Linked DNA regions of Homo sapiens: region 1 is linked to region 2. Evidence: read pairs that join two places in POLR2A ChIA-PET (ENCODE). Cell type or tissue: GM12878. All regions are shown on one strand. Links, peaks and the distances in the headings refer to the core of each region. The heading gives the core; the rest is flanking DNA. Region 1 overlaps ANKRD33B (ankyrin repeat domain 33B). Region 2 overlaps ANKRD33B (ankyrin repeat domain 33B).

The links. ChIA-PET counts read pairs that join two places held together with the same protein. Peaks named below come from ENCODE experiments on the same cell type or tissue, not always from the same donor. Only the 100,000 strongest peaks of a DNase experiment are listed, where the experiment ranks them.
Region 1: POLR2A ChIA-PET joins it to region 2 with 5 read pairs; 6 of 35 experiments call an interaction of 5 or more read pairs at or near these places.

The regions. Positions count from the first base shown.
Region 1 is chr5:10,639,409-10,649,628 of GRCh38, reverse strand. ANKRD33B (ankyrin repeat domain 33B) reads right to left here. Exons shown (of 4, transcript NM_001164440.2): 4 at 1-363. Among named protein-coding and RNA genes, the nearest start is that of ANKRD33B, 80 kb to the right of the region's middle. In GM12878, for the core only: no CTCF peak of the experiment used is centred there; no DNase peak of the experiment used is centred there; H3K27ac peaks cover 729 bases.
Region 2 is chr5:10,565,826-10,576,045 of GRCh38, reverse strand. The region is part of intron 1 of ANKRD33B (ankyrin repeat domain 33B); the gene reads right to left. Among named protein-coding and RNA genes, the nearest start is that of ANKRD33B, 6.9 kb to the right of the region's middle. RefSeq lists enhancers at 8,803-8,852, 8,933-8,992, 9,520-10,021, 10,125-10,220 and a silencer at 10,123-10,172. In GM12878, for the core only: no CTCF peak of the experiment used is centred there; no DNase peak of the experiment used is centred there; H3K4me3 peaks cover 2,500 bases; H3K27ac peaks cover 2,500 bases.

The DNA.
Region 1 (10,220 bases), core at 3,242-5,741, 78 kb before region 2:
TCGGAGGGCTCTCAGGGCACACGGTCTGGCACACGATGGCCACGGCGGGGCTGTAGAGGCTCGTGGTCATCCGGACCATGTGGTCCAGGACGCCCCCGTCCTCCGGGCCCCGCACGGAGCGCGGCGTCAGCACGGACAGCACGCAGTCTGTGAGCCTCTGCAGGCAGTTCTTGGAGCCCGCGGGCTTCCGCGCCGCTTCAGGGGGCGGCGGCAGCTCGGGCCGGTACTTCTCCCAGAACTGCTCCGGGCAGGGGCGCTCCAGCAGCCTCTGCATGAGACGGACGGCATCCACGCGGCCCGTGTAAGTGGCCCACTCCTGCGGCGACATCCCACGGCGGGGGTCCCTCGCGTGGACATCCGCCCCTGCAAAACGCAAAACACAAACAGAAGTGGGTGGCGGCAACAAGGACTCTTCCCTCCCAGGCAGAGCCTGGGGCAAAGGCAAAACTGCCCCCACCCCCCACCCCTGGCCCCAAGCCTCCTAACAGACTGCACCTAGTTCACTCTGCGAACCCTGTGCTCATCTGAGCGCCGGAAGGCGGGCCTGGAGTGCAGTGGCGGGAACACGTCCTACTGTAGCCTCGACTTCCGGGGCTCAAGCCATCCCCCCAAGTCAGCCTCCCGAGTAGCTGGGGCTACACCACCGCCCAGGTAATTTTCTGTAGAGATGGGGCCTGGCTATGTGGCCCAGGCTGGTTTCGAACTGCTGGGTTCAAGCAATCCTCCCACCTCCGCCTTCCAAAGTGCTGGGATTACGGGCGTGAGCCACCGTGCCCAGCCCAACCTGCCTTTTAAGTGCTCCATTGATTATCTGTCCTGAATAAAACCCCGCCTGAATTCAGCACCTAAATTACAGAATTTTTTTTTTCGAGACAGAATTTCACTCTTGTTGCCCAGGCTGGAGTGCAATGGCACAATCTCCGTTCACCGCAACCTCTGCCTCCCGGGTTCAAGCGACTCTCCTGCCTCAGCCTCCCGAGTAGCTGGGATTACAGGCATGTGCTACCACGCCAGGCTAATTTTGTATTTTTAGTAGAGAGGGGGTTTCTCCATGTTGGTCAGGCTAGTCTCGAACTCCCAACCTCAGGTGATCCACCCGCCTCGGCCTCCCAAAGTGCTGGGATTACAGGCGTGAGCCACTGCGCCTGGCCAAATTACAGAATTTTTTAAAGAAATAAGATCCTATAGCTTTCCATCAATGGAGAGATGACCAGACAACAAAGCTGCCTTGCATACTTGAATGCTGTGGCTAGAAAGTTCTAAAAATATGACCAGTAACAGTCACTTGCAAAGTGGTGGCACCCCAGCTGTGGTCTCACTCTTGAGGACTGCCATGGGTCCTGGACTGTGGGAAATGGGTGGTTCCTTCGCTTCTCCCACTGCGGCCTAGCTGGCTGGGGTCTGTCTACCTTTAACCGATGGTGGGCTTTTCCAGGATAGAAAAATTCATTTTTGTTTGCTCAACACGTTTCATCCTGGTGGGTAGGGGGCATGAATTTTTAAAAGGCTTGTTGCAAAAAGAATGGCAGTCACAGTGGCTGTGGGCTAGTAACAGAGAGAGGGTCTAAGACTTGGGTGTCCTAACCTCAGTCTAATGTACTTCCTACCACCTGGCAGTCCTGGTGTGATGGTCAGTTTTAGTTTTCTATGTCAACTTGGCTAGGCTAGAATACCCAGTGATTTAATCAAACATGGATCTAAGTGTTGCCCCAAAGGTATTTTGCAGCTGTGGTTAACATCTATAATCAGTTGACTCTAAGTCAAGGAGATTACCCTTCATAATGCGGGTGGGCCTCGCCCAATTAGTTGAGGGCATTAAGAGCAAAGACCAAGGTTTCCTGGAAACAAAGAAATTCCACCTCAAGACTGCGGCATCTACTTACTGCTGCCTGAGTTTCCAGCCTTCGAGCCTACCGCACCAGTTTCAGACTCACCAACCCCCCAAACCACACAGCCAATTCCTTAAAATAAATCTCTTGATATCCACATCCTATTGGTTGACTGATAGGTCCCCTTACACAGTCTCCCTGACACTAGTCACTCCCTTAATAAATCTCCCCAGTCCACCCACTGCCCCCAAATATTGCAAAGTTAAACTTCAACTCAACTTGATGAAATCTGCATAAATTTCAATGTTGTAGTATAGAAATTAATACGGAATTGCTGTTCAATTAATCTTGGTCCAATCTCAGTCCCACATACTGTTAAAAATCATTGAGGGGCCAGGCATAGTGGCTCACACCTGTAATCCTAGCACTTTGGAGGCCGAGGAGGGCAGATCTCCTGACGTCAGGGGTTTGGGACCAACCTGGCCAATACATGGTGAAACCCCACCTCTACTAAAAACACACAAAAAATTAGCTGGGCGTGGTGGCAGGCACCTGTAATCCCAACTACTCAGGAGGCTGAGGCAGGAGAATCGCTTCAACCCGGGAGGCAGAGGTTGCAGTGAGCCGAGATCGCACCACCGCACTCCAGCCTGATTAACAGAGAAAGACTCCATTTCAAAAAAAAAAAAATCATTGAGGATTTCAAGTCCCATTAGTCATATCTCCACCAGCAAAGCAACATGGAGAACTAGGGCAATTATCTAGTCTGTGAGCTCAAAGGGGACCGGACCCGACAGACGCTTCTTCATTTATATCCCATGCAGACCCAGGAGTCTGACATGTGATGGCTGATCAACGTGTGCTGAACTGAGGAAGGTCGGGTCCCCAGCCACTGCCCTGGCCTGTTGGCCCACAGTGGCCTCATGGCTCTGGCAGACCCAGCTCACCTGAGCTTGCCTGGTAAGGATCTTAGTTCTGTGACACATTAAAGAATAGCCATATTAGAAGAGTGGTAATTATTTGGAACTGGATATCAGGATGGAACTCATTAGCTAGAGTACAATTTATAAACTGACTAAAATGAAAAGGGGGCAGTAAAAGTGTCATTGCAAAAAATAGATGACACATTAAACCTTAATTAATTGCATGTCACTTAAAAAAGGAACAAACTATAAAATTAAAATCTTAATGAACACTGCCTGAAAGAGACATTTTTCAAATGCTAATGGAAAACCAGAGGAAGATCTGTCCAAAGTTTTGCACTCTTCGTCCTGATGTTCACCTATCTTTTCAAAATGATCTCAGAAAATACAAACATTCTAAGGAACAAAGGCCACTGAGCCCTAGAATCAGAGTCATGCTATAAATTAGGGATCTGCTGCCTTAGGAAGCAACTGTAAAGGGTTATATTAATGACATGAACACAGCAATTAAATTATAAAAGATAAGTACCGATTATTAACATTTTATACAAATACCTTCCAGAGAATACAGAGGATTTCTGAAATGCCACTGTATCCATCTTCTCGCCAGCAGACCCCCCAGCATCGTCATCTCCCACCCAGTGTTGTTTTGCCCAGGGCTCAATCATGTGGACAAAAGTGGAGCTGCCACCCATGGGTCCACTCGCTGCCTTGTTGAGTGCTCTAAGTCTACACAAAATCCTCTATTTCACTTGAGGCAGCAACATCCTCAGTTCTTGGCAATGCATCACGATCAGTCTAACCCAGGACTTCTGAACCTCAGCACTGTTGACATATTAGGCCAGGTAATTATTTGGTGTGGGCTGTCCTGTGCATTGGAGAACATTTAACGGCATCCCTGATCTCTACCTTCTTCTAGATGCCAGTAGCAGTCCGCCAGTTCTGACAACCAAAAATGTCTACAGACGTGGCCAAATGTCCCCTGGGGCAACATTACCTCCAGCTGAGAATCACTATTGGAATCTAACGGCTGCAATCCTGTTCCCCATTCTTCCAGCCTCCCTTACAGCTAAAAGTAGCCAAGCAACCCAGCACTGGTGACTGAGCCCTAAAGAGGGTTCTGCCTCCTGACGAAAGGGACCAGCATGGTTGGTGCTGCTGCAGCTTCCTGTCTGAAACACATATTGGGTGATTCTCGTGGAATCAAGGGGTGACAGATCAACAGGCTAAGGGGAGCCAAATGGACAGGAGGAAACCACTGTTGTCCTCATGGAATCCAGGGCCAGCTCTGGAGGGTGACTGCCAACCTCAGACTTCCAGGGAGCTGAGAAATGCGGCCTGTTTTCTTTAAGCCACTGTCTAGTCAGGATTTCTGTTACTTGCAGCCAAAAACATTCCAAACAGGTGCTAATGGGAAAAAAAAATCTATACTTTCCATCACTCATTCTCAAGAAGGCTTTCTCTGGGAGCCATGGCCAGGCCCAGGACTAGCAGGAGGTGGGTGGAGCGTGAAGCCCTGAATGTGTCACTTCCTTTCCTGCTTCTCCACCAGCCCCCACCCACCCCCATGTTATCCACTCTACAAACCCTAGCTCAGGTCTCCCTCTTGCCAGGGGGCCTTTCCTGGCCACAGGAGACCACTGTGGACCAGCCCTCACTGCCTCCCCTTGTGCCACCTCCAGCCTGTATCTTGGGCATTGTGGGTATAATCGGGATGACAAATCTGGATGCAGGGTCCAAGAAAGAGCTTGTGCTCCAGCCCAGCAGGGAGGACAAGCCACCCCCACCACATAGCAGGTGGGAAGTGTGCTCAAAGTTCTCATCTCCCCTCAAAGAGGCACTGGAGTTGGGAAATAAACTTCCCAGCATCTCTGCGATATCTTTTCCTCATAGTGGAGGGTCCAGGGGGTCTGAGTCCCAGCTGCCCACAAGAGGAACCTGCTCATTGGTGGACATTTCTTAGCTTCCATTCTTCCCAATCTCACTTGCTGCCCCCTCACTCCACTTCCTGGGGCCACCATCCCTCAAAACTACTTGCCCCCAAGTCCTTGTCTCGAGGTTTGCTTTGCAGGTGACACAGAATGCTTGACTTTTCATCCTTTCTCTGGCTAATGACTTCAAACAATTCTACATGGCAAATTCACACTTCATAGGAAATTTAAGTTTTCCTTATAAACAGAAAGAAACCTCTATATGGTTGGAAATCATCTGACTTTCCAGAAAGAGATATCAGGGCTTCCCTGAGACAAGAGCAACCCTCTGACCCACAGCGGGAGCATCTCTGATCTCTGTTCCTCGCCGTCCTTTAAATCCACTTTGCGCCTTGGAATCACAGGAAGATTTGAGGTTATTGCTGCTTGTTTTTGCTTCCTGAAGGCTGCGGCAGTTACACCACACTTCAGGTCTGAAAGTGAGCTCCCTTAAGCAAGCCTGGAACCTGGCAACCTCCACAGATTCTGCCTCTCTTCAGAAAAAAATCACATCCTCGATACGCTTCTCAGAGCCACCTATTTAAATAGACCTGTCACTGTGGGCATTAATATTTCAGTGAATTAACAAGGTTCTGCAACTCCCTTGTGATGCTCTTCAGCAGAGCCTGCATTACTCCTTACGAAGCCAAACCAAAGATGCAATCGATCAGCCTCTCAGAACCCGGTTATACTTTTTATTACAATCTGAAGTGTCAATCTAAAAGAAAGGCTCTGGCTATTAGTTTCTTTAAATGGTTTATTTTTTTCTTAATATCACGTATTTAAATGGAAAGAATAAGACTTAAAATATTTGTGTGAATTTTAGAAATATATCAACATCTGTCCTTATTGCTCTCCACTAATCCTGGGGAAGCAATTCAACACTTTTTTTTTTTTTTTTAATTCTTACCCATCTACTGTCAAAGGAAAATAAAACCCACTTTTCTTGGGAGAACTGTAAGCTTAGTAGTAATAGTAGAAGATGAAAATATTCCGTAAGTTCTACACTACAACCAAAGCTTAAGAGGGCAGCTCAAAAGTTCCCTAAACAAGATGTCACTTCTCTTTTTTTTTTTTTTTTTTTTTTGAGACAGAGTCTCACTCTGTTGCCTAGGCTGGAATACAGTGGCATGATATCGGCTCACTGCAACCTCCGCCTCCTAGGTTCAAGCGATTCTCTTGCCTCAGCCTCCCGAGTGGCTGGGATTACAGGCTTGTGCTACCATGCCCGGCTAAATTTTTTTTGTATTTTCAGTAGAGGCGGGATTTCACCATGTTGGCCAGGCTGGTCTCGAACTCCTGTCCTCAGGTGATCCACCCGCCTCAGCCTCCCACAGTGCTGAGATTACAGACGTGGGCCACCATGCCCGGCCAAGATGTCACACTTTTATTTGAGGGAGGAATACAGAACAAGCGAGGAAGAGTACACAGAGGGGAAAATGTCTCTTCTCACTTTGTATATCCTTTCCCATTTAAATTATTTATATCAGTGGTTCTCGATGGGAAGCAATTTTTCCCCCAACCTGGGAGACTTTGAGCAACATCTAGAGACATTTTTGGTTGTCACAACTGAAGAGGTGCTACAGTCATCTTGTGGGTAGAGGCCAGGGATGCCACTAAAAATCCTACAATTTGAAAGACAGCCCCCACAACAAAGAATTATCTGGCTCTGCATGTTAGTAGTGCTGAAATTAAGAAACCCCTGGCCAGGTGCGGTGGCTCACACCTGTAATCCCAGCACTTTGGGAGGACGAGGCATGCAGATCACAAGGTCAGGAGTTTGAGACCAGCCTGGCCAATATGGAGAAACCCTGTCTCTCCTAAAAATACAAACATTAGCTGGATGTGGTGGTGCATGCCTGTAGTCCTAGCTACTCAGGAGGCTGAAGCAAGAGAATTGCTTGAACCCAGGAGGCAGAGATTGCAGTGAACCGAGATCGCGCCACTGCACTCCACTCTGGGCGACAGAGTGAGACTCCGTCTCAAAACAAAACAAAACAAAGCAAAACAAACAAACAAAAACAGAACAAAAAAGCAAAAAACAAAAACCCTGAGGTAGGGGCTTACTACCCTCATTAAGAAAGTTTAAGTATCTCATTTACAAGATATTTCTCAAAGGGAAAAACAAACCGTATTTTTTCATTCACTTAACAGATAACTATTGAACACATAAACTCACCAATAATCATAATAATAACAATAATCACAACCAACATGTCCGAAGGCTTCTCCAAGCCCAGCATGCACCCGAGGGCTGTTCTGTTGTGAACGTGCCCAATCCGCATCCCACCTTCCTGCGGTGGGTGCTATCATTAGCCTCATTTTATAGAAGAGGAAACTGGGGCCCAGAGAGGTGAGTGACAGGCTGCAGGTGTAGAGATGGGAAGTGGAGAAGATGAATTTGAAACTGGGTCCTGGTTCCTGGACTGTTTCTGTTCAGCTCCTGCTCTGTACCTCGTATAGGACAGGGAGAGACTCACTAGAGGATCCCACAGACAATAATCCGTGGATTGTTCTAGACTGTGATGGGGGATGGGCTTGCAAAGTGGAGAATAGGGGAGGGAGAGTCTCAAATCTAATGTCAAATTTGTATCCAAATAACTGATGGGGGAAGAGCAATGTCAGCAGTAAACCCACTGCCCGCAGACTCATCGTTCCAAGAGATGTGCAAGGTGTTTCTGGAATCCTCTAAATGCTGTCACACATGCCTGAAACCCCCAGGAGACCCAGGGAAGAAAGCACGGCAGTCAAACGGAGCGATTAGAGGGCAACTGACCTAAAAAAGGTTTGCAGTTCAAATTAATTCAATGGGAAAGTGCAGTGATGTGACTGACATCATAAATGTTCAGTTGAAAAAGTCAATTACCAAACATCTACGCCCAATTATAACTAGATCCAGAAATAGTAAAAGTGTCTGAAGCTCCCGCCAAACACAAAAGCATCACATAATTACCATTTAATTAGTAGGAACCATTTCTCATTGATGAGGGCAGGCAGGGCCGAAACTCTGTTGAAACTGATATCTCGTTTTTTTAAAATAAAACTATCATCTCTGAATCAAAAGTACAATCGATAGGACTCGTTTTTAATTATGTTTTTTTTTTTATTTCCAAGAAAGTTTTCATCTTTGAAGCCTCTATTCTCATTCACTGAACTTATTTTTATTATAGCATCTCCTAAGACTAAAGAATCCCCTAAGGTTAAAGCAAAAAGAAAGATAAATCTGAAGCAATTGTGAATCCTGTAACTCCAGATTGATCTCGAGAAAAACAACAGACGGGCTCAGACTGGGCGGTGCTGCACACTGGTTGGAATCAAGACTGTCCCGTCATGGGCAACAGGTTATGACAGAAACTTCACAGACCCAAGAAGATGAGGGGCAGGGCGCGGTGGCTCACACCTATAATCCCAGAACTTTGGGAGGCTAAGGCGGGCAGATCACGGGATGTCAGGAGTTCAAGACCAACCTGGCCAACATGGTGAAACACCGTCTCTACTAAAAATACAAAAATTAGCTGTGCGTGGTGGCAGGTGCCTGTAATCCCAGCTACTCGGGAGGCTGAGGCAGGAGAATCGCTTGAACCCGGGAGGTGGAGGTTGCAGTGAGCCGAGATTGCACCACCGCACTCCAGCCTGGGCGACAGAGTGAGACTGTCTCAAAAAAAAAAAAAAAAAAAAAAAGAAGAAGAAGAAGAAGACTGGGGACAACTAAGAAGAAGACAACTAAATGTGGGAGCCCAGCAGGGGTCCTGGAACAGAAAAGTGACATTAATGGAAGCACTGATGCCTGGGAAAACTCTGATGCCACCCTCAGGATAACCAAGACAGGGGTGGTGCTGTGGTCTGAATGTTGACGACCCTCCAAAATTCCTATGCTGGAACTTCAGACCCACTGGAATAGTATTAAGAGGTGAGGCCTTTAGGGGGTGATTAGATCATGAGGGCTGTGCCCTCCTGAATCAAACTAGTGCCTTATGAAAGAGGGTTTGAGGGTACCTCGGTGTCCCCTCTGCCATGAGAGGAGACAGTAAGAAGGAAGGGGCATCAGCAGACATCGAACCTGCCGGCACCTTGATCTTGGACTTCTCAGCCTCCCCAAGTGTGAGCAATAAATTTCTACAGTTACAAATTACACAGGTGAGGTATTTTGTTATAGCAGCAGAACAACTAAGACAGAGAGGAAATCCACTTCTTCAGGAACTTGCAGCGCCAAGCAGGACTGGCTGAACCCAGTGCCAAGAACAAAAATAAAGAGAAATTAAAATAACAGAATTAAGTAATGGTGAAAGCAGCATCGCACATTCACTGAGATGTCAGCTGCTAACTGAATCTAACACGACATGTGCTTGACACATATTTTCTCATTTAATTCTCAAAATAACCCGATGAGGTTGCACGAAGGATGATCATTGATTCTATTTCAGAGTGAAGAAAAGAGTTAAAGCTATTAGTTGTGTGGCATTTAGCTTAGTAGCTCATTGAAGCTGGATAGCCTCTAGGAGTGTATAAAGTATTGTTGCATTTTAGCCTCAGGGAGGTGAGGGAGAAAGAGGTCATTACTCCCATTTCACAGATGGGAACAGGAAAGTGCGTTCTCCAAGATGGCGCAAAAGACAAAGAGGGGTTGATCCAGGTTGATAGCCTGAGAATTTTCCACTCTATGACACAGCATAGAAAACGGAAATTGCCACACACATCACCATGCAATACCACGTTGCCTCCTAACATTACCACGCAACTCCACATCACCCGCTAACATCACCACACAACTCCACGTCACCCGCTAACATCACCGCGCAACTCCACGTCACCCGCTAACATTACCACGCAACTCCACGTCACCGCCTAACATCACCGTGCAACTCCACGTCACCCGCTAACATCGCCGCGCAACTCCACGTCACCCGCTAACATCGCCGCGCAACTCCGCGTCACCCGCTAACATCACCGCGCAACTCCACGTCACCGCCTAACATCGCCGCGCAACCCCACGTCACCCGCTAACATCGCCGCACAACTCCACGTCACCGCCTAACATCGCCGCGCAACGCCGCGTCACCCGCTAACATCGCCGCGCAACTCCGCGTCACCCGCTAACATCGCCGCGCAACTCCGCGTCACCGCCTAACATCGCCGCGCAACCCCACGTCACCCGCTAACATCGCCGCGCAACTCCGCGTCACCCGCTAACATCGCCGCGCAACTCCGCGTCACCGCCTAACATCGCCGCGCAACCCCACGTCACCCGCTAACATCGCCGCGCAACTCCGCGTCACCCGCTAACATCGCCGCGCAACTCCGCGTCACCCGCTAACATCGCCGCGCAACTCCACGTCACCGCCTAACATCGCCGCGCAACTCCACGTCACCGCCTAACATCGCCGCGCAACGCCGCGTCACCCGCTAACATCGCCGCGCAACTCCGCGTCACCCGCTAACATCGCCGCGCAACTCCGCGTCACCGCCTAACATCGCCGCGCAACCCCGCGTCACCCGCT
Region 2 (10,220 bases), core at 7,537-10,036:
CTGGAATCCATGCAGCTTATTCAGATTGCACCTGTATGCACACAATCGTGTGTGTGTGTGTGTGTGTATACGTCCATCTATACAATTTTAACCCCCACGTAGCTTCCTGTAACCACCACCATCAAGGCACAAAAAGGTTCCAGCACTGAAAGGCCCCCTCCAGCTACCCCTTTATGGTAACACTTCTCCCCTCCCCACGCTCGGCCCCAGCAGCCTCTGATCAGTTCTCCATCTCCACAACGGCATTATTTCAAGACTGTGACGTCAATGGAAGCATACAGCATATAACCTTCTGAGACCAACTCTTTTCACTCCCTGTAATTCCCTGGCCTTCCTTTATTTTTAAATCAGCAAGGGTAAGTCGGTGTCCCTGTGAAGGGAAGCAGAGTGGCCTAGAAGTGCTTGAATGTGCAGCAGAAGGTCTCTGGAGATGGTGTTAGCCATGCTCTGGGAACCTACAGAAAGCTCTCCAACTTAAATAGGGGACTCTGCCCGTCATATTTACCCTTAGCTCTAGCTCTAAAGGACAGAAAACTGGTTCCGTTTGCCAGGCCCTGTTTACTTATTCATAAAGGTAAGGCCCAACAATGGCATAGAATTAAGACTCTTTTTTTTTTTTTTTTGAGACAGTCTCGCTCTGTTGCCAGGCTCGAGTGGAGTGGTGCGATCTCGGCTCACTGCAACCTCCGCCTCCCTGGTTCAAGCAATTCTGCCCCTGCCTCAGCCTCCCGAGTAGCTGGGATTCCAAGCGTGCACCACCACGCCCAGCTAATTTTTGTATTTTCAGTAGAGATGGGGTTTCACCATGTTGGCCAGGACGGTCTTGATCTTTTGACCTCATGATCCGCCCACCTCGGCCTCCCAAAGTGCTGGCATTACAGGTGTGAGCCACCGCGCCCAGCCTGCCAGCAAGACTCTTAAGTGAGAATTGTTTGTTTGTTTGTTTGTTTGTTTCTTGGAAACAGGGTTTCATTGTGTCATCCAGGCTGAGTGCAGTGGCACCATCCTAGCTCATCCTGCAGCCTTGAATTCCTGGGCTCAAGTGATCCTCCCACCTCAGCCTTCCCAGTAGCTAAGACAACAGGCATGTGCCACCACACCCGACTAAGTTTTAATTTTTTTTTTTTTTGTAGAGACAAAGTCTTGCTATGTTGCCCACGCTGGTCTTGAGCACCTGGCCTTAAGCAGCTCTCCCGCTTCAGCCTCCCAAAGTGCTGGGATTACAGGTGTGAGCCACTGCAGCTGGCCAGTTTTAAAGTTTAATAGGATGACATTCTTACAGGATCTCTTTTTAATCTTTGTTTTAACTGTGCTATAACCTGTTATCCTGTATTTTCAAATGTGTGCTATTTCTCTTTTTGATGACAGCTACTGTCAAAAATATCTATTTTATTATTACTTTCAGAGAATCAGCTTTTGTCCTGGATCTATAATCTTCATGATTTCATCAATTTCTGCTTTTCATTTGATTATTTCTTTCCTTTAGTTTTATGCTACCTGTAATTTTCCTTCAAGATACCACTTTTGCTTTTCCCCACAAATTTTGATATGTAATATTTTTATTACTTTTCAGCTCAATTTACATTATGGTTTCCCATTTTATCTAGGAGTTATTTAGAATTGTGTTAGATCTAGAAAAAAAAAATTAACCAAATTCAGAGAACATGGTGTTTATGACACCATTTTTTTGAATTTTCTTGAGCTTGGCTTTACAGCCTACTGGGCTAATAATTCTAAATCATAACCATGTGAAATTTTTCTCCAAATTAAGTCAAGATAATTCCATATGTAAAAGAATACATAAATCCTTTTAATTGAAAGAAATATGTAGAAAAGTTACTAAAATATGTGAACAAAGAAAATAGAAAATATGTTTCATTCACAAAAGGTGGATATCTTCTACACAGCCGGTGGAATGATATGTGTGTATGTGTGTGTGTACACGCCTGCTCACGCATGTTTGTGCGTGTGTAAAAGAGCCCGGGGCAAGGAAGGGGTTGATGGCAGCCACACAGACGTGAAGAGCATGACTGAGAGGAGGCCCCTTTTATTTGTGATGGGGAGTGGAGGGGTATGATGGTGTTACCTGTTTGTAGATCTGATGATGTCAGAGTTTAAGATAAAGTAGGGTGTCAGGAGTCCTTGATGTCATTAAGTATGTGATATGGTTTCCCTGTGTCCCCACACAAATCGCATCTCAAATTGTAATTCCCACATGTCAGAGGAGGGGCCTGGTGGGAGGTGACTGGATCATGGGGGCAGATTCCCCCTTGCTGTTCTCATGATAGTGAGTTCTCACAAGATCTGATGGTTTTAATGTGGCACTTCCCCCCTCACTCTCACTCTCTCATGCCGCCATGTAGTAAGACATGCCTTGCTTCCCCTTTGCCTTTTGCCATGATTGTAAGTTTCCTGGGGCCTCCCCAGCCATGTGGAACTGTGAGTCAATTAAACCTCTTTTCTTATAAATTACCCAGTCCCAGGCAGTTCTTTATTTCTTTACAGCAGTATGAAAACAGACTAATACAGTATGTATGTCCATAAAAGAATTGGAAGAGGTTTTTTTTTTTTTTTTTTTGAGACGGAGTCTCGCTCTGTTGCCCAGGCTGGAGTGCAGTGGCGTGATCTCAGCTCACTGCAACCCCCGCCTCCGAGGTTTAAGTGATTCTCCTGCCTCAGCTTCCCGAGTAGTTGGGACTACAGGTGTGTGCCACTACACCGAGCTAATTTTTTGTATTTTTAGTAAAGACGGGGTTTCACCGTGTTAGCCAGGATGGTCTCCATTTCCTGACCTCGTTATCTGCCCACCTCGGCCTCCCAAAGTGCTGGGATTACAGGTGTGAGCCACCGCGCCCAGCTGGAAGAGATTATTTTTAAATGATGTCCCTGAATTTAAAGGACAGTTGAAGGTGGATTTTACTTATTTCTACTAAGTCAGAGATACAGAAATTGAGGTAGAAGTGAAATCCCATGTCACAGCTGGCTCAGTGGCAACTGATTGGATTGGAGTGGTGGGATTTGAGAGCAATTTCAAAGAAACAGAGAAATAACGACGTATGCTTCCAGAGGCATATTTATGTCAGGTCTGATGAAACTCAGATCAGAAGTAGGCATCTGATCAGATGGGAATGAAGAATGAAGCATTTCTCTCTGGCCTCTGTTTCTGGGATGCTTACCTGGCCCTTGAATTAGGACCCACACTTCTGGCAAGGGACATTCCAGCTGGGAGAGGCATGGACAGGGAGGCCCAGGAAGAAGCAGGTGTAACCACGTCAGCCTGTGCTCAGCAGAGGTGCCCAGTGAAGGGTGTTAAGTGCATTCATAGTGGCACACTTTTTCTGAGACAAGGAAAGACAGAAGTCACATTCCAGTGTCCACTTGGGGAACAGGCCCAGACGGGGCTGCCTGACACTAACGCTGCGGCATGGGCAGTAGGTGAAGCCATGTGTTGTGGGGATGGTAAGTTTCAGACTCAGACCACACCGGAACTGCCTCCTGGCTCCACCACGGGAGCACCTATGGCACCTCCCTGAACCTGTAACTTCATCCATTCATCACAGACACCCACATCCACATCACAGGGCTCCGAGGGTAGAATGAGATGCTCTGTGCTAAGGCTTCTCAAAGGCTCCATTGCCTCCAAAGCCCCTGGCAGGTTTTGTTGAAAAGTAGGCCCTGACTCAGCAGGTCTTGGTGGGGAGGGCTGGGATTCTGCACTCCTAACAAGTTCCCCAGCAGGGAACCCCCTGCTCCAGGTCTCAGGACCCCACTTTGAGTTCAAGAGTCTGCACCAGTGATTGTCAGTGTTGGCTGCACATTGAAATGACTCTGGGAGTTTTAGAAAATACTGATGCCCTGGCCGGGTGTGGTGGCTCACGCCTGTAATCCCAACACTTTGGGAGGCCGAGGTGGGCAGATCACCTGAGGTCAGGAGTTCGAGACCAGCCTGGCCAACATGGTAAAACCCCATCTCTACTAAAAATACAAAAATTAGCCAGACATGGTGGCGGGTGCCTGTAATCCCGGCTACTTGGGAGGCTGAAGCAGGAGAATTGCTTGAACCTGGGAGGCAGAGGTTGCAGTGAGCCGAGATTGCGCCACTGCACTCCGGCCTGGGCAATAAGAGCAAAACTCCGTCTCAAAAAAAAAAAAAGAAAAAAGAAAATACGGATGCCTTATCTTACCCTCAGATTCTCACTTAATTCTGAGATGTGGCCTGGGCACTTGGACTTTTATAGACCTTTCCAGATGATTCTAATGTACAGTCCAAGCTGGGAACCACCATCTCTGGGAGACTACCTGGTGCAAACACCTCAGAAATCTGGACTCACATTTTTTTCAACTTTGTCATTGTTGTTTAAATTTATCCAAATTTTGTTTTTTAAATTTATTTCAGAAAACTATTAACCCCTTGAGGTGATGGATATTTCCTCAATCTAAAAAAATCAGAGCTGGAGATCAGGACTAGGAAATGAAAAGCACACTCTGGGTTCCAGGCACAAGCCCCAGTGTGGACACCTGTTGGCTCAAATAAATACTCAAGAGGCCAGGGGCGGTGGCACAGGCCTGTAATCCCAGCGCTTTGGGAGGCTGAGGTGGGTGAATCACCTGAGGTCAGGAGTTTGAGACCAGCCTGGCCAACATGGCGAAACTCCATCTCTACTCAAAATTCAAAATTTAGCTGGGCATCGTGACGCATGCCTGTAGTCCCAGCTACTCAGGAGGCTGAGGCAGGACAATCGCTTGAACCCGGGAGGTGGAGGTTGCAGTGGGCCGAGATCGCACCACTGCACTCCAGCCTGGGCAACAGAGCGAGATCCATCTCAAAAAAATAAATAAATAAACAAATAAGATTTTAAAATAAGTACTCAAGAAACCCAAACGCAGCAGAGCCCTCTCTCCATTTCACACTGTAGATCAGGGGCAAAGTCACAGACTATGGGGGAAATTAGCACTGTAAGTACAGGCTTGAAGTAGATTATTCTACCTGTTGTTTGTTTTCAGGTTGGCAGCTGACCAATAATAATAATAATTACAATGTTATAAACACAAACACACTTATACCAAGGAATTTTTTTAAAAACTAAATGCCTGTTTTCTCTTCTTTAATGAGTCCTAATTGACAAAAAAAAAAAAAAAAAAGGTTATTTGAGTCATGTTGTTAAAGAATCTGAAAAGAATAAAGGAGGCCAGGCATGGTAGCTCATGCCTATAATCCCAGCACCTTGGGAGGCTGAGGCAGGAGGACTGCTTGATGCCAGGAGTTTGAGACCAGCCTGGGCAACATAGCAAGATCCTGTCTCTACAAAAAATAAATAAAAATTAGCCTGGCGTGGAGGTGTGCACCTATAGTCCCAGCTACTCAGAAGGCTGAGGTGGGAGGTTCATTTGTGCCCAGGAGGTCAAGGCTCAGTGAGCTAGGATTATGCCACTGTACTCCAGCCTGGGCAACAGAGTGAGACTCTATCTCAAAATAATATAAAATAAAATAAAGAAGCAATACGTGACAAAGCAGCCAGAAGTGATGCTTCAGCCAAGCTGAAGCATCATGAGGCCATATTTGCTCAGCCTGCTCTCCTGGAACCCTGCCCCTGCCATGGAAAACAGGCCGAGACAGCCTGCTGAAGGATGAGAGACCAAATGGAGCAGCGATGAGTCCTCCCAGTTAAGACTGTTTTGGTCTTGCCATTCGCAGCTGACCACCAGCTGAATGAAGACGAATGAGCAAATCCAGCCTACATCAGCTGAGATAGGCCACCCCCAACAAAACATTTACAGTTGTAAACACCTGTAAGGTTTTGTAGCTATTTGGTAGGCAGCATGATTGTGGCCACAGATGACTGACATTCTTATATCAAAAACACATGGGGGCTGGGTGCAGTGGCTCATGCCTGTAATCCCAGCACTTTGGGAGGCCGAGGTGGGTGGATCACTTGAGCTCAGGAGTTCGAGACCAGCCTGGCCAACATGGCGCAACCCCGTCTCTACTAAAAACATAAAAATTAGTCGGGCATGGTGGCACATGCCTGTAATCCCAGCTACTCAGGAGGCTGAGTCGGGAGAATCGCTTGAACCTGGGAGACGGAGGTTGCAGTGAGCTGATATCACACCACTGCACTCTAGACTGGGTGACAGAGCGAGACTCCATCTCTAAACAAAAAAACAAAAACAAACAAACAAAAAACACATGGGCCTCTCTACTGCTGCTAGACTCAGAATGCTCCCCACCACGGTCAGCAGAAGAGGAAGAGGCAGACATCTGCCAGCCCACCCATCGCCAAGCCCATTTCAGCTGAGACCTCCTCTGACTCCAGCCCCTCGGACTCCCGGTCTAGGATTCTGCTCAATTTGCCCTCCTCACCCGCTTTCTCACAGTTCAGAATTTGGAGATGCAACTAAAACACTAGCATACATGCCTCTATTTATTTATTTATTTATTTATTTATTTTCAAACACGGGTCTTGTTCTGTCGCCCAGCCTGGGGCGCAGTGGTGCAATCTCAACTCACTGCAACCTCCACCTCCTGGGCTCAAGCGAGTCTCCTGCCTCAGCCTCCCCAGTAGCTGGGACTACAGGCGTCCACCACCATGCCTGCCTAATTTTGGTATTTTTTTAGAGATGGGCTTTCACCATGTTGCCCAGGCTGTTCTCAAACTCCTAGGCTCAAGTGATCTGCCTGCCTCGGCCTCCCAAAGTGCTGGGATTACAGGAAGGAGCCACCACGCCCAGCCTAACATACATTCCTAAAAAGCAAAGCTTGTGCTTGCAGGCCCTCCGCAAGCATACAGAGGCCTGAGGCCAGAATTCACTTTCTATGGTAACTAACAAGAACCAGAGAAGTCACTTTCTATGCTAGTCAGCCCGTTGCTGTGCACACGCAGGCCATGAGCACCGAGGCCTGGTAAAGACGGAGGGCTGTTGCAATAACTGGATTCTCATTTTTGGGGAAAAGTGATTCTGGAGCTTATAAATCTTTCGGAAGTATTAAAAAAATAAATAAATAAAAACTTTCTCACATACATTTCAAGATAAAGCCCTGATCATCGCTATAAATCTATGAAAATTAAGTTTTAATTTTAAGCACCTCAAGAGTAAAGGGAAACACCCACACTGGGTGTGATGTGGGCTTTGCTGACCTAACAAAACAAACCAATGGAGGGGCCTTTGGAAAACGTAACCAAGAGACCCTGGAAATTTAAACACGCAGAAGCAGGGCAGGCGCGGTGCCTCACACCGGTAATCCCAGAACTTTCAGAGGCCAAGCAAGAGGATCACTTGAGGTCAGGAGTTCAACACCAGCCTGGCCATCATGATGAAACCCTGTCTCTACTAAAAATACAAAAATTAGCCGGGCGTGGTGGCGCACGCCTGTAATCCCAGGTATGTGGGAAGCTGAGGCAGGAGATTCACTTGAACCCCGGAGGCGGAGGTTGCAGTGAGCAGAGATTGCGCCACTGCACTCCAGCCTGAGTGACAGAGCAAGACTCAGTCTCAAAAACAAACACGAACACGCAGAAGCAGAATCCCATCAGGACAGGAGTGCAGTATTTTAAATTGAGCATGTATTTGGGCCTAATTAAGTCCAAGAGCTGTCTGACATTTAAACTGCCCTTCTGCAACAATTAAAACAACACACTTTGTGTGTTTTCACTGTCATCTCAAGAGCCGCCAAGGCCATAAAGGTGAACTTCAGGTGATAGTAAGTGGAAGAGAAGAATTAAGAAAAAGAATTATGGCAGCTTGCACTGCCTCAAGTCAGAAGGAACAAAACAACCATAAATCCAGAAGACATTGGAAGCAAGCTTTGAATGTTATTGGGCAATTATCTGACAAATATTTACATGTTGCATATTAAATCATGCAATGCTTTTAGAGCAATAAATATTTTAGAAGGAAAATGGTGTGCTGAGCCACATCCAACATTCTACCAATCTCAGGAGGCAGGAGAGAATGCATTTTCTTAAACAAAACACATCTGACCCTTAGTTACCCAGACCAAATGGAATGCCTGTCAGCTCAGGCAAAGCTCCCTTCTTAAATGCCCAGAGATGAAGAGCTCAACAAGCATGTCCCAGAAAAGTTTAGACGCCTTTAGAGATCATTTCCTCCTAGAAAGCCGGCTGTGGGCTGTATCTGTGAGCTGTCATTCTGTCATTAATGCAATTACCCCTCCACTGCACCAAAGCTGTCCGGGCCTTCTTTAAGGTTTTCACTGCCACTAATCATGATAAGCTTGGAGACCAGGCTCCAACGAGGTTCCCACCTCAGTCTTTGCACACACTGTTCCCTCCGTCTAACTCCTCTTTCCCCTAGATGCCGTCTCTGCTCAAACGTCACCTGCTCTCTAAATGACCATCCTATTTATAATTTCAGCCCTAAATGTGTGAATGCCTACATTACCCTTGCTCAGCTCCAGGTTCTGTAGGCTTGGACAAGAGGAGACAGAAAAGCCTCCCAGGGAAGGTGCCCTTAAACCAGGAGCCTGCAGACAGAGAGGGAGTGACCCACACTGCCGTCGGGGAGACCGGACACCGTCATGTGAAAAGCAGTCCGTCTCCCAGTTTCCTAGGTCTCAGCTAGCCGCTCTTCCTCTGCAAGTTCTTCTCCTCACTAAAAGGCTAGGACTCTTCAAAGGCAGGGACTGCCAGATTCAGTTTTGAGTCTGCTAAAGTACCTAGCGGGAGCACAGTAGGTCTGCGGTAAACACTTTGGCAATGACTCACTCCATTTACCACAGAGCAGGGCATCAGGGCTTTGCCACACTTGATTCTTTCAGCTGTTTTTCAGGAAGATAGAGGCTGTTTGATCAACAGCCTTGAGAAGCTAATGAAAAGAATGGAGGCTCCTGCCTCGCTCCCCCCACTGGCCTCACAAAGCACAGAACACAAGCCCTGCTCCGTCTGATCCAAAGATGAAAGAGTCCAAGGGTCTCTAAGTTAGCAGGCTATGTCCGGGCCTACATCATTATTTTACGTGACACAGAGAAACAAAGTCTTCACTTCTGCTGTAATCAAAGGGGAAGAAAAGCAGCGAGAGAAAAAGCCTTGCCTGGCAGAAGACAAAAAACAAAACAAAACAAAATAAAACTGGAAGGTGCTCTCTTCCAAGCCAAGAGAAGGCAGACGAATGAGAAACACGATGGTAAACACAAGCCTGGGGCCAGGCCTTCCCAGAGCCTTGTGGGCACTAAGCCATTTTATGCTCACATCCTAAGAGGAGAGGCTGCCCTTATCCCTATTTTACAGACGAGGAAACTGAGGCAGAGAGCTGCTGGGAGGCTGGAGCTAGCCTCCCATACCACGGCCCTCCCCTGCCTCTCTGCTGTGTGGCCTGGAGACTCAGTCTGTTAGGCTCGAGCCCCTGGGGATGGTTTACGTTGCTGTCAGTTTTCTTCAATGCAGCTGTTTTCAAACATTTATGTTTTGCCCCTAAAGGAAACATTATATAAAGCTGAGCCCAGTGGTGCCCTAGAGTGGGGACTGGGCGAGCCAGGCCCCTCCTGTGCCCATTCCAGCCCACTGGAGACCACCAGGCTGCCCAGGACAGGGGGAGAGGCCCACCCCACCTGTTCCTTTATGAGCTTGGTGAGGCTTCCTTTAAAGCGGGCCCCCATACTGGCTTCCAGAAAGCAAGGTTTCTGATTACACACATCTGGGCCTGAAAACTCAGTTAAACCAAATGTAGAACTTGAGAAACAGGCCCTAGGACTTCGGGTGGAGCTCCAAGCCCTAATCACATGCCAGCCAGGGCATCTGTCGCCAGGGCTGGGGGAGGAGGCATTGCAAGAGGAATGGCAGCAGGAACTACAGGGCTCCAGGTGATGCTACCTACGGGGACGCCACCTCAGGTCTCACTGCCTAACATATGACAAGCACAGACCCTTCCTCCAAGTTCAAATGTTGTGTGATATGGTTTGGCTGTGTCCCCACCCAAATCTCATCTTGAATTCCCACGTGTTGTGGGAGGGACACGGTGGGAGGTAATTGAATCACGGGGGCAATGTAGTACAAGGGGAGAGTGACATTGGAGGGCTTCCCATCCACCTAAGCCCAGCCCAAACCACAGTCAGGGCAAACCACTTGCCCCACCCACTGCAGGATAAACCAAAGGCACAAGGTCACCCGGGTCCCCAAGTCAAAGCACATGTTTTCTGTCAGCTGCAGGCTCCTGAGCAAAAAGCATGTGCATTTGTGCTAGGCTGCATCTGCAGATACCACGGT